2 separate regions of the Homo sapiens genome follow, and region 2 is linked to region 1. Evidence: chromatin contacts called from ENCODE Hi-C or POLR2A ChIA-PET data. All regions are on one chromosome and are shown on one strand. Each heading gives the region's core, a stretch centred on a gene start or an enhancer-like site at or near the end of the contact. The rest is flanking DNA. Distances are from core to core; before and after follow the strand shown. Region 1 holds the start of LINC02623 (long intergenic non-protein coding RNA 2623). Region 2 holds the start of RASGEF1A (RasGEF domain family member 1A).

Evidence for each region. Hi-C counts contacts between places; a loop is a spot of excess contacts on that map. ChIA-PET counts read pairs that join two places held with the same protein, here RNA polymerase II (POLR2A). Pooled maps may share reads with other maps.
Region 2: a map of PC-3 shows a loop between it and region 1 (6-fold over the local background). The contact joins the promoter of RASGEF1A here to the promoter of LINC02623 in region 1. A Hi-C loop is called at or near these places in 3 of 168 maps with a recorded cell type or tissue (PC-3, PC-9 and naive thymus-derived CD4-positive, alpha-beta T cell), 2 of 37 single-sample maps with no recorded cell type and 8 of 50 pooled maps. POLR2A ChIA-PET finds 5 or more read pairs at or near these places in 1 of 52 experiments (activated CD4-positive, alpha-beta T cell).

Annotation. Positions count from the first base shown.
Region 1 is chr10:42,868,151-42,874,154 of GRCh38, reverse strand. LINC02623 (long intergenic non-protein coding RNA 2623) reads right to left here and starts at 2,634. Exons shown (of 2, transcript NR_134479.1): 1 at 2,473-2,634; 2 at 95-1,646. RefSeq lists enhancers at 2,289-2,788, 2,789-3,290.
Region 2 is chr10:43,264,126-43,270,129 of GRCh38, reverse strand. It overlaps RASGEF1A (RasGEF domain family member 1A), which reads left to right and starts at 3,065. Exons shown (of 13, transcript NM_145313.4): 1 at 3,065-3,285. RefSeq lists an enhancer at 3,560-4,435.

The sequences.
Region 1 (6,004 bases), core at 1,385-3,884:
GACGCGTCTGATGTTGCCTGAGTGATGGGTCAAGATGGCCATAGAGCGTGACAGCAGTGGCGAGTAAGGAAGTCTTCCCCCATACACAGAAGGCTTCGCCACATCCTGTTTATTCCAGTGTCCAAGACATGGGCAGTGGCCGTGATAACACCGCAGGTGTGTGCTCCCCAGAATGTGCTCCTGGTTGCCCCCTGAGGTGCAGGGTCCTCCTCCTCCTTCCCAGCCCACACCTCGTAGCCCACATCCTTGGTAGTGGGCCCTGTCACAGCCCATCATCATCCACTCACTCTATGCCCCATCTCCTTCAGGAAAGGGTGTCCAGCCGTCAGCACCAGCGGACAAAATGTACAGAAACCAAGCGGGCTCATGCGATAAAGAAAGGAGAGACCAAGGGCTGCACCTGAGGACCAGTCCAAGGATAGTAGGCCTGGGTGGAGCATAAAACTTGGCACTGAGCTTCCTGGAAGCCAAGGTAAAAGGGGGAAAAGATCCACAACAACCCTCCTCAACCAGGACAAAAAGCCACGCTTATTTCTTGGGAAAGACCTTATCATGTGTTTGCTTAGATAAAGGTCCTGAGGACATCCCAGAGTCTCCAGCTGTTTCCCACCTAACTTGAGAACGTTCTTCTGTGACCTGATCTCACCTCAACCTCATCCAAATGCCCTTAAGTTCTGGTTCTGTGACACATTTCCATGGAGAAGTTCGTGATGTCATCAAGGCAGGCCACTCTGAACTATTCCGAATGTGGATATCGTCTGGAGTGGGTGGCTGTCATGGCCACAGCCCCTGGCTCCAATACCACCTTGGGTTTCGTCCCGTGATGAGCCTTAGCATGAAGGAGTGGGGCACCTGCTGCTCACTTGTGGGTCCTAGTCGCCTCTGGGACACAGGAGACCTTGCTGCCATGTGCCTGAATACATCCAAGGACTCACCAGCAGGAGGGAGGGGCGGTTGTCAGCCCAAGCAGCTGCCACCGTGAGCAGTGGACACAGGACCAGCTTCCGGGGATGGTCCTGTCCTCCTAGCACAGCCCCATGCATGGACAGGGCATCCACGCTATCCGTGTCACCCAGGGCAGGTCACTGAGCCTCCCGCAGCCCCATTTCCCCGAGTCGCCCAGGCGTGGTGGAGCATACGCAGCACAATTGTTTTAGGAATTGGATGACTCACGAAGCTCCTGGCAAGTAGTAGGTCCGGCACGTGGTTGTGGCACTTTTTTCTAACTGCCTGGGTTCCATCTCAACTCCCAGAGAGTGAACATCCCGCCTCTCATCTCAGGACTGGTGCTCTCCGAAGCATTAAGTAGGAAATTGAGAGTAGCAGCAAGTGAGACTTAGGGGGCGGGTGGGCAGAAATCAGTGATGGCATAGCCGTGCCACCATGACCACCCTGGCCATTGTCTCCTGTGTCTCCTGCTCCTCCAGGTCTCCAAAGTCTCATGCCTTGTTCTCCAGCAGCTGCTCTCTGTGATGGGAGGGTGGGCACAGGGTGGGTTTGTGGGTGATTCTGCTGAAGCCAGGGAGATGACGTCTGTTCAAGGACCCTCAGCCTAGAGCCCAGGCTCCAGGAAGCTCTGCGGGGGACAGCTGGCGTCACTGGGCATCTCCTTTCTGTCTGCTCTGCTCACAGAAACCTGCAGGACACTGCCCATAAGGTGAAGTGAGCAAAGAGGCCAGGCCAGTCCTTCCCAGCCCCACGAAGCCAGTTCAGCAGGACCCCATGTGGATGGGCTTCTGCAACCGTGAGCAAAGGGTTGTGCCCAGCCTGTGCCCAGCCCCTAGGACACACACGGGAAGGGCTTCTTCCTAATACCTGCCGCCTGCTGCCTCTGCACAGCCATGATGTGCACCCTGCTGCAGGGAGCAGGCACCCTCATCCCTGTGGCCCATCTCCCCCTTCTTGTCCTCACTCTGAGGCCATAGAAAACTGGCCTGCAGCATCCTCACCCTCAACCTTGCCCTGCTGGGAAAACTTAGACCCTCAACTAAACTGGGGCCCCTGGACGCACTCGCTCAGCCGCAGTTCTCAATCTTCCCTCTGCCTGGAAGGCCCAGTCCTGTGTTTCACACTTGCTAAGCAGAGTTCCCTCTGAACTCAGCCCCCTGGATCCAGCCCAGCCCTCCTGGATCCACTTGCCAGAGTGCCCCTGACCCCGCCAGCCCCTCCCACTGACTCCAGTGCAGGTCGGTGAAGGTGACTGTGGCAGCTCTGGTAATCCTGGGAGAACCCCCGGGATTGAGTACAGCTCTCAGGCTCTGATTACAGCTGATTACCATAATGGAGAGAATATCTGGATTCTCCCCTAATTTCCTCTCCTCTTAAAATTTTCAATTAAGAGCCTAATCTTGATGGAAAATGGCTGCTTTCTGGAGTATTCTCTGCAGTGCTGATTCCTCATTGCTAAGCGCTTTTTCTAGACAGATAGAGGCTCTCGATGATTCCAAATAAAATCAGAGCAAAGGAGCTTACCCCAAGAAGGGAGGAGAGCAGAGCAGCAATAGGCTGTGCCCCGGACCCCTCCCTGCTGCTGGAGACACCGGGTGGGTGAAGGGTCTCTTGGGCCCTTCCAGCCTGCAGAGCTGCTGAGAGCCAGGCCTGGCTGCCAACAAAGCAGCTGAAGTCTTGAGAAAACTTCCTGATTGCATTAGCGAGGTCGCACCACCAGGACATAATCAAATCTCCCTGGAGGACATGGCTTCCGGAAGGGCTGCTACAAGCCAGTGGCAGAACAAGGGCAACCAGGGTCAGACACAGCGGAAGGAGGGAAGTCCCAGAGCCGGGCGTGGGTGGGCATCAGAGGGGTGTGGGCTGCACCATCTGGGTGCAGGGGCCAGCAGGCAGTGCGGATCCACCCAGCCCAGGGCCAGCCTTTCCCAGTGGTCACGTGCAGAAACCTGGCACACGTCATGGGGCAGCGGTCCCATATCATAGGCCCTCCTGGTGTTAGCAGTCAGGAGGGTGCCTAGAAAAGCCCCACGGCCACAGGGACTGCAGGATCTGAGCCTGACCTCCACACCAGGAGCCTGCCCAGCACCGTAGGCAGGGCCCAGGTGCCCTGCTCAGGAATGAGCTCTGGTTCCAGCTCGGCCATCCTAGTTTCACCCTGTCTGTAACTTAGCTGACCAGGAAGATGGCTGTGACAACCACAGAAAATCCCAACACAGAGCTGGCATGAAGGAGCTGTGCCCATGGGAGCTTCGGAGTCCTCAGGCCAGGCCGGCCCTGGCTCTGCCACCTCCTGGCTGGAAGACCTTCAGGCACCTACTGAGCCTCTCAGGGGCTCAGCATCTCGTCTGTGGGACAGGGATAATAATAGGGTTGTTTTGAGAGTAAAAGCACAAAACACAGAGCCTGGCTGAAGAAAGCACAGGTAGCTGAGGTCAGCCAAGGCTGAGTTAAGTGTTCTTCTTAGAAGAGCAGACAGGTCATTCCCTGAAGGCATCAGTGTGGGCAGGAGGGAACCTGTACTTTGCAGTCCCAACACCTCAGGACACAATTCCTGCTAACCTGACCCACAAAAGACCAAAGGACACACCCAAGATCCTGGACCAACATCCCACAACGATGCCTCCTGGTTTCTTCTCTAAGAATACTTCTTAAAAAGTTCCCCAGGAAGCTAACTCTATGTTCCTAATGTATGGACCATGGAAAGAAAACAAGTGTCTCAGTAGGTGTGTTCAACAAATGTGCAAATGCAGGGATGAACGAAGATGCCCAAAGTCAAGAAGCACCTCAGTCGCCTCCAACGTGCTCGGGGGCCACATCCACCTCCAACCTCTGCCCTGTTCACGTTTTCCTCCACCCAGATTCCCCTCTTGCCCTGGCACTCCAGGAATTGTTTGATGTCCTGGAAGCTTCCTTTCTCTGTTCCACAGCCCCTGAGCCTGGCGCCTCCCTGCATGCCTGTCCACCTCACCCACCAAGTTCCAGGAGCAGGCATCTGTCCTGCTCACCCCGACTCAGCAGGGAGGGCTGAACTCTGGAGGCTGAGTGGACCTAGACCTGCCCCGTGGCCTCCTGTGCCTCCGTGTCCTCCTCACCCTCGACTCACCAAGGAGCCCTGAGGACATGAGAACTGGAACATGCCCAAGACCCATGTCGGGGCCTGGCACACATGAAGCGCCCAGTGAATGCTCGATGACTGAGGACAGCATCGCTTCTTCTAAGAGGGGAAAAAAAAGAAAGTCAACCAGAGACAATTTGTAAAAGATGGCTTTTGACTGAGCCCTTGAAGGATGGGCAAGGATGGGCAAGGGGAGGGGGGACTCAAAGTGAAGGATGAGAAGGCTCTAGGTGCATGAGTGCCTGTACATGTGAGCATGCATGTGCATGTGTGTGCATGTGCATGTGTGTGCATGTGTGTGCATGTGTGTGTGTGCATGAGCCTTGCAGCCTTGCATGTGTGTGCATATGCATATGTGTGTGCATATGTGCATATGCATATGTGTGTGCGTATGTGCATATGCATATGTGTGTGCGTATGTGCATATGCATATGTGTGTGCGTATGTGCATATGCATATGTGTGTGCGTATGTGCATATGCATATATGAGCATGCATGTGTGTGTGCCCTAGTCCAGACAGGGCTCTGAATGCACTGTGGGGGACAGATGATTTCAGACTCCACCATGCGTCTGAAATCAGTGGGACAGATGACCTTGAACAAGGCCTTATGGCTCACTTAGTGTGAGCCAGACTCCTTAGAGACAGTGACGGCAGGACACACACGTGGGGGTCCACCTTCCCAGAGCTGGAGCCCACATAGCTCCAGGACCTCAAGGGAAGCCCAGGGGCTGAAGGGCCCAGGAGGTCCATCCATGTGATGGACCCAAGGAGACTTTGGTGGCTTCTCTGTTAAGATTTGAAGGGGGCCAGGTGTGGTGGCTCATGCCTGTAATCCCAGCACTTTGGGAGGCTGTGGCAGGGGGATCATGAGGTCAGGAGTTCAAGACCAGCCTGGCCAACATAGTGAAACCCCGTCTCTACTAAAATACAAAAAAAAAAAAAAAAAATTAGCCGGGTGTGGTGGTGGGTGCCTGTAGTCCCAGCTACTTGTGAGGCTGAGGCAGGAGAATCGCTTGAACCCGGGAGGCGGAGATTGCAGTGAGCTGAGATCACGCCACTGCACTCCAGGCTGGGAGACAGAGCAGGACTCCATCTCAAAAAAAAAAAAAAAAAAAAAGATTTGAAGGGATCCCAGGGGGCAGGGCTGGGTGGGCACAGGATGGAGACAGCGACACCTTTGGTCTTGGGTAGCCCCTGCCAGCCCCAGCATATCCTCAGCAGATAGGGTGACAACAGTGCCACTACCTCTAGTGGGAGGCTCAAGAGAAATTCACGTGACGCACCTGCCTGGGCTTGGTGAGTGAAAAGCTCCCCACTGACTCGAGCGCTGGTGGTGAGGATGGAAAGGGAGGTAGAGATGGAGGCGACAGCGTGGGCAGAGCAAGAGCACAGCCATGGAAGGGAGGTCCTCCCAGCTAGCCTTCAGGAGGCCCATGGCCAGCCTCAGGGCAGGAGGAAAGAATGTGGACCAAAAGCGGAACGTCCAGCCAGGGGAGGCCCCAGCAATGGCTGTATCAGGGCTGAGTGTGATCACAGGAAAAGCCACCCAAGGATTGAAATCGAGTGGAGTCAAGACTACGTGGAAGCCTACCTCTCCATGATGGCAACTTTGGAAGAACGTGTGACCTTGCGGAAGTGCACAGAAGGCACTGCTGGCCTGAATGGGTCCTTGGGCCCTGGTCTCGGGGCCGGCTTTTCTCCCTTCCCCAGACCTGCTGTGGCTCCATCCCCTCTCTCCTGCATCCTGGGATTGCCCCCAATTAACTACCTGCTTACAAGCCTTTTCTTTATTTTCTTTTTGCCTTTTCTTCTTTACATGTAAAGCATGAGTCCATCTGGAGCTTATTTTAAAGCATAGAATGAGGACTGACATTGACCTGTTTTTTTAAATGAAATAACTAGTTGTCCCAACCCTGCTTGTTGGATAATACTGCGG
Region 2 (6,004 bases), core at 1,816-4,315, 400 kb before region 1:
CCTGACTTAACTGAAATATACAGAATATTCACTCTTTTTCAAGGGCATATGGGGCATTTATCAAAACAGAACATATTTTGGGCCATAAAGAATGTATCAACAGATTTCAGAAAATCTCTGCCTGATGTGTGATTAAATTGGAACTCAGCAGCAGGAGGGTAGCTAGAAAATCCCCTAATATTTGGAACTAAGCAATGTCCTTCCAAATAAGTCATGGGCCAAAAGAGAAGTCAAAATGGAAATTTAAAAGTCTCTTGAGCAAAATGATAGTGAGAAAAAAACACCAATTGTGAGAGAGAGAGTAAAGCAGTGCTTAACAAGCAGATATATAGCTTTAAGTCCATAGAGTAGGAACGAAAGCTGAAAACCAATGAACCTACCCTCCAACTTCAGAAACTAAAAAGGAAGAAGGAAGGAATGAGAGAAAGACAGTTAATACTCCCCCAAAGGAGAGCTACAAACACAATGAAACTAAGAGCAGAGATTCATGAAATAGAAAGTACAACAGAGAAAGCTGAACAAAGTCAAAAGTTGTTTCTTTAAAAAAAATTATAAAACTGACAAAACCCTAACAAGACTGATCAAAAAAAGAGAGTGAAAAACACAGAGGTCCCCAATATCAGAATCCAAGTGGGACATAGCTACAGATTCTACAAACATCTGCGGGATAATATAAAAGATGTTATAAACAACAATATGAGGATGTCAGAAAATCTGAAAATTTAGAGAAAATGGGCAAAATCCATAAAAAACACAATTTGCAAAAGTTACATAGGAAGAAGCAAATAATCTACATGGTCCTATATATTAAAGAAAATGAACCTGTCATTAAAAACCTTTCTACAGTGAAAATCCAGGTGCAGAGAGCTATTAATATTCTCACTGAATGGGTGTATTCTTATTGAAAATTCATGGAGCACAACTTTATGATTTTTGTCTATGCATGTTATACTTACAAAAAATTATCCTTGGGAGGCTGAGGCGGGAGGATTGCTTGAGCCCAGGAGTTCGAGGCTACAATGAGCTATGATTGTGCCACTGCACTCTAGCCTGGGGGACAGAATGAGACCCTGTCTCAAAAAAAAAAAAAAGCTATAAAAGTTTACTTAAAATGAGTAAACAAATAAATAATATGGGGAGTGGTAGGTGGGCATACAGATGAAACAGAATTGGCCATGTATTGATAATTGTTGAAGTTGGGCCATTGAGTTTATTGTATATACCTTTTTAGCCGTTACTATTATAAGCGTTTAAAATCTTACATAATAAAATATTGTTTGTAAAAAATAGTAAGATCATATTACTTTGTGCAAAACCCTCCACCTCCCTCTGAGTCAAAGCCACAGAGGGCTGATGGCTGGCCAGGCTCTTCGCGATATGGTCCACCTGGCAGCTCCTGCAGGCTCCTCTCTACCACACTCACTCATCTCCACTTGGCCTCCTTCTAAGGCATCCTCCACCTCAGGGCCTTTGCATGTACTGTTCTCTTTGCTGAAAATGTTCATTCCTCGGATTCAGCATAGCTTGCCTCAGTTAGGTCTTAGCTCAGATATGATCCTTTCAGCCAAGATTTCCCTGATCACCCAAAATAAAATCCCCAACCCAGCAGGGAAGGGTGGTGGTGAGAAACTACAGTTCTAGCTACTCAGGAGGCTGAGGCAGGAGGCTCACTAGAGTCAGGAAGTTCCAGGCTGTAGAGCATAGTGATTGCACCTGTGAATAGCCACTGCACTCCAGCCTGGGCCACACAGTGACACCTCCCCTTAAAAAATAAAAAAGAATCCCCCACCCTACAAGCTCCCCTCCCCCTCCCTTCGCTGGCTCCCTCTCCCTGCTGGGCCTCTCTGTGGGATCTGCAGCATCTGACACATGAACTATTTATGTGTATTTTTATTCACTGCCTACTTCCCACAAGAATGCAAACTCCAACCAGACAGAGACATTCACAGCCGAATCCCAGTGCCCCATCTTACACCTGGCATACAGGTGTTCAAGACACAAGGACTAAGTGAGTAAGCAAGGTCCTCAGCCTCTTCAAGGGGTGCTGTGGGGCTCCTCCCCATTTTTTCACACAGACCCCTCCACCTGGGGACATCGTCGCCCCAGACCTGTTTCTCACTGGCCCTCGTCTGACTGCCTGCAAGAGTCACTCTGGGCCACCCTGGGGTCAGGCCACAGGGTGTCCGTTCAAGAGAAGGTGACCCTTCAGAGCGACAGGAAGTTCCAGTGGACGCCAGAAGACCTGTGTCCTGCTTTAGTGGTTCTGAAATCTTTCAAGGTGGCTTTGGAGCCTTGCTCTGCCACTTATAGGCTCTGAGACCCTGCAGGGTAACCGCACTCCCTGTGCATCAGTTTACTAACCTGTCCAATGGGAACAAATCCACCACCGACCTTACAGGGCGATTAAGATGGTTAAGGGGAGTGACCCAAGGGGCCAGGACTTGCCCACAGAAGGGCTTTCACCGTCTGATTCCACTGACAAAAATTTTGCCAGCTCTGCGGGAGTCCCCAGAGGGCCTTTTAAATGCGGTGGCCGCATCGCCTCCTAGCTTGTCTGCTGCCTGATCCTTTTTTTTTTTTTTTTTTTTTTTTTTTTGAGACGGAGTCTCACTCTGTTACCCAGGCTGGAGTGCAGTGGCGCGATCTCGGCTCACTGCAAGCTCCACCTCCCGAGTTTACACCATTCTCCTCCCTCAGCCTCCCGAGTAGCTGGGACTACAGGCGCCCGCCACCACGCCCGGCTAATTTTTTTTTTTGTATTTTTAGTAGAGATGGGGTTTCACCGTGTTAGCCGGGATGGTCTCGATCTCCTGACCTCGTGATCCGCCCGTCTCGGCCTCCCAAAGTGCTGGGATTACAGGCGTGATGCCTTATCCTTTTTAAATGAAAGCCTGGCCGCCCTCTCCCGGCGCCCGCCCTGTCCCAGTGCCCTCTGCTCGAGCCCCGTCCCGCGCCCTACCTCCCCCTGCACCTTTGCCCCGCACCCTCCTCCCTCCGCGTCCCGCGCCCGCCCGCTCCCCCGCTCCCCGCGCTCTCGCGCCCGCTCCGTGCCCGCTCGGCGCTCGCTCCGCGCTCGCTCGTTCGCTCGCTCGCTCGCGCTCCCCGGCGCCGGCTGCGGAGGGAGCTGCTCTGCCCGCAGCTGGCGCAGCGCGGGGGCGGCCGCGGGTGGGCGGGTGCCGCGGGCCCGGGCGCCGAGCATGAGCCGCCGCCGGCGCCGGCCGCGCGCTGCTCGGGGCCCGACTGCGGCGCGAGGGCGGCGCGGGAGCGACGCTGGCCCGGACCGAGGTAGGCAGCGGCCGCGGACCCTCAGTGCCTCGGGGCCCCCGCCCGCGCCTGGGGCCGTGCCCTCCGGTCGCCGGCGCGGGCAGGGCGCGGCGTGCGCGGGCCCGGGGTCCCTCCCGGCGCGGCCGTCGTGGGGCCGGGGCGCGGGCTCCGGGCGCGGGGCGGGGGACGCGCGCGGGGAGGGCGGCCGGGATCCCGGCGCGCGGAGTTGCTGAGAACTCCGCCCCGGGCTGGACGGCGCCAGGACCCCCTGCACCCTCCGCCCCTTCAGGGCACCTGGCGGGCCGGGCCGGGCCGGGCCGGGCGTGGCAGGAGCGCACGCGGCGGGCGGGCGTGGGCACTGCGGGCAGGTTCGCTGCCCGGGGCCTGGCGTGGGGGTGGGGGCTGGGGAATCGGAGGAGCTCAGGGCTGCGCAGTTGGAAGTTTCCATTTGCTCTTCTGCATTCTGGGCCCCGCCGTGGTATCTCACGCCCTTGCTGTTTGGCGAGGAATTGGGGCTTGAGCTCTGCATTTGGGGGAGAGGTCCAGGGCCATGCCAGGTGTCTCCCTCTCCCTGCTGGGCAAGGGTCATTTGAAGGACCACGCTCTCTTTGCCCCAGGCCTTGCCGGCCCCAGGAACGGGGCAGGTGCAGCTGGTTCTGGTCCGAGGGTCGGTGAGTGAGAGGTGGGGGCGGGAGTCCCCTGCTGTGTGTGGAGGGACGCGCTGGCAGGTTCCTGTGCCCTGCATTTCTGGCTGCCTCTGGGTGCTGGACCTGGTGGATATTTACAGAGAGGCCGCTGCCTGCCTCTTGGGAGCCACCTGGGGGCAGAGACCTGGTGGTGGCCGGGGCTCCCTCCCTCCCTGCTCAGAGCAGTGAGCTTCTCCCTGGTTCACCCTCCCCACCACTGCCACTCTTCTCCCACTGTCCTGCGCAGGAAGGGCCCCGATGGCCGTCGGCCGCAGGATCCTGAAACACAGGAGTCAGGCTGGGTGCAGGGGAGCCTCCCAGAGGCCTTGGTTCCCTCTGTCCCCCCAGGGTTCTCCCGCCCCCTCCGGATGCAGTCTTGCCAGCCCAGCCTGTCCACCTCGGTGCCCTGGACTCTAAGCGGCTCTAGGGGGCCTCCAGCCGAAAGGCTACAGGTCTTGATTCGTGAACCACGGGCAGGCTGCAGGCTTCTGAGACTCAGTTTCCCCATCTGTAGACTGACACGGTTTTGATGACCTCTGAGGACATTTCCACCCTGATGTCCAGTGACACTTTGCTTTGGAACCTCAGGACCCCAGCCCAGGAAGGGGAGATCCGGAGCAGGGGGACATGGAGGACCTTGGCTGGATGGCCAGGGACACGTGGGTGGGTTCTCTGCCCCTCCAGCCAGTGTGTGTCCTTAGGGCTGTGGGTGGTAGTGACCCAGCGAGGCGGGTGCAGCAGGCCCACACTCCCTGCTCCTGAGAAGGGCATGAGCTGTGTGGATCCCCCAGGCTCTCTAGTGAAGTAGAGAAGCTGTGTCCTCCTGCACATGCCCCTGGGTTTGTGAACCAAGCAGGTATCCCAGGTGTGCCTTGGCCTGAAGGCCAGCCAGTGAGTTTGTTTTTCTCTGGGAGGCATCTTCGAGCTGCCAGCCGGATGGCTCCCTTCCACCTGGCAAATCGTGGAAATGGAACAGTTCACACAGAGCAGAGGGGTTTTTTGGTGTAACTTAGCAACTGCAGGCAGGGGAGGAGGAGGAGGAGGGAGAAATGGCATTTGTGCTGGACAGTGGCTGCGGTGGGGAGAGCCACGCACACAGTGGCCCCCAGCGGTGGGAGGGGCCAGCCAGGGAGGAGAGCGAGTGGGCACTGGGACACAGTGTGGCCAGGAGCCCCTGAGCACGCCGGTCCCCACCTGTAGAATGATGCCAGGGGCAGGATGGGACAGCTTTGGTTGGCCTTTGGTTTTTGGCAATAGAACCGTGGGTTTCACAGAAGCCCTATTTGTCAAATAGGTCAAGTGAAGGTGCTGTGCCAAGGCAGGGATGGGGGCAGGGGGTTTGGCCCCCCCACTGTCCTCAGGAGAGGGGCTGGTGGAGGGATGCTCTTCTCTGCATGGCCCACCCCAGGGGAGGGGCGCTGGGCTGCTGGGGGTAGGTGCCAGGGGCATAGCAGATAGCAGATGGGGAGGAGACTCAAGGCATTCTCCCCCACCCCTCCCTGCTGCCCCTTGACGGACCCTCCCTCCCCTTCCCCCTTTTTCTCCTGAGGCCATCTGCTTGGGTCCGGCACTCTGGCTGCTTTTCTGTTGGAGCTTCCAATCTGCCTCCTGTAACTCCCACCCACTCCAGCCTGCCTCCCGGCTCCTCTGCCCTCCCCTGCCCACTCCCTGCTGGGGAGGATGAGTGTTTACCTAGCAAGGGTGTGATGTGCGGAGGGAGGGGACTGAAGTGGCACTGGTGGGCTGACAGCCATAGAGGAGGGCCTCTGATACCCACTGGTGGATTGCTGGGGGTGTCAGAGGCCCTCCCCTATGGCTGTCAGCCTGACCTGCGGGGGTCCAGAGAGGGCTCACTGCCCACTTTTTGGGTGTATCCCTGTCGCCACTTTTTGGGCACAGAGCCTGGGGCTGTGGGTATGTGAGAGTGGGCTCTGGGCCGGCCCAGAGTGGCGAGCTGCCAGGAACCCATGCAGAATGTCCCTGCGCGCTGGGACACCAGGAATTCCCCAGCTAGCAGCCCGGGAGCAGGGTTTGGGAAGGTCAGCTGGTATGGC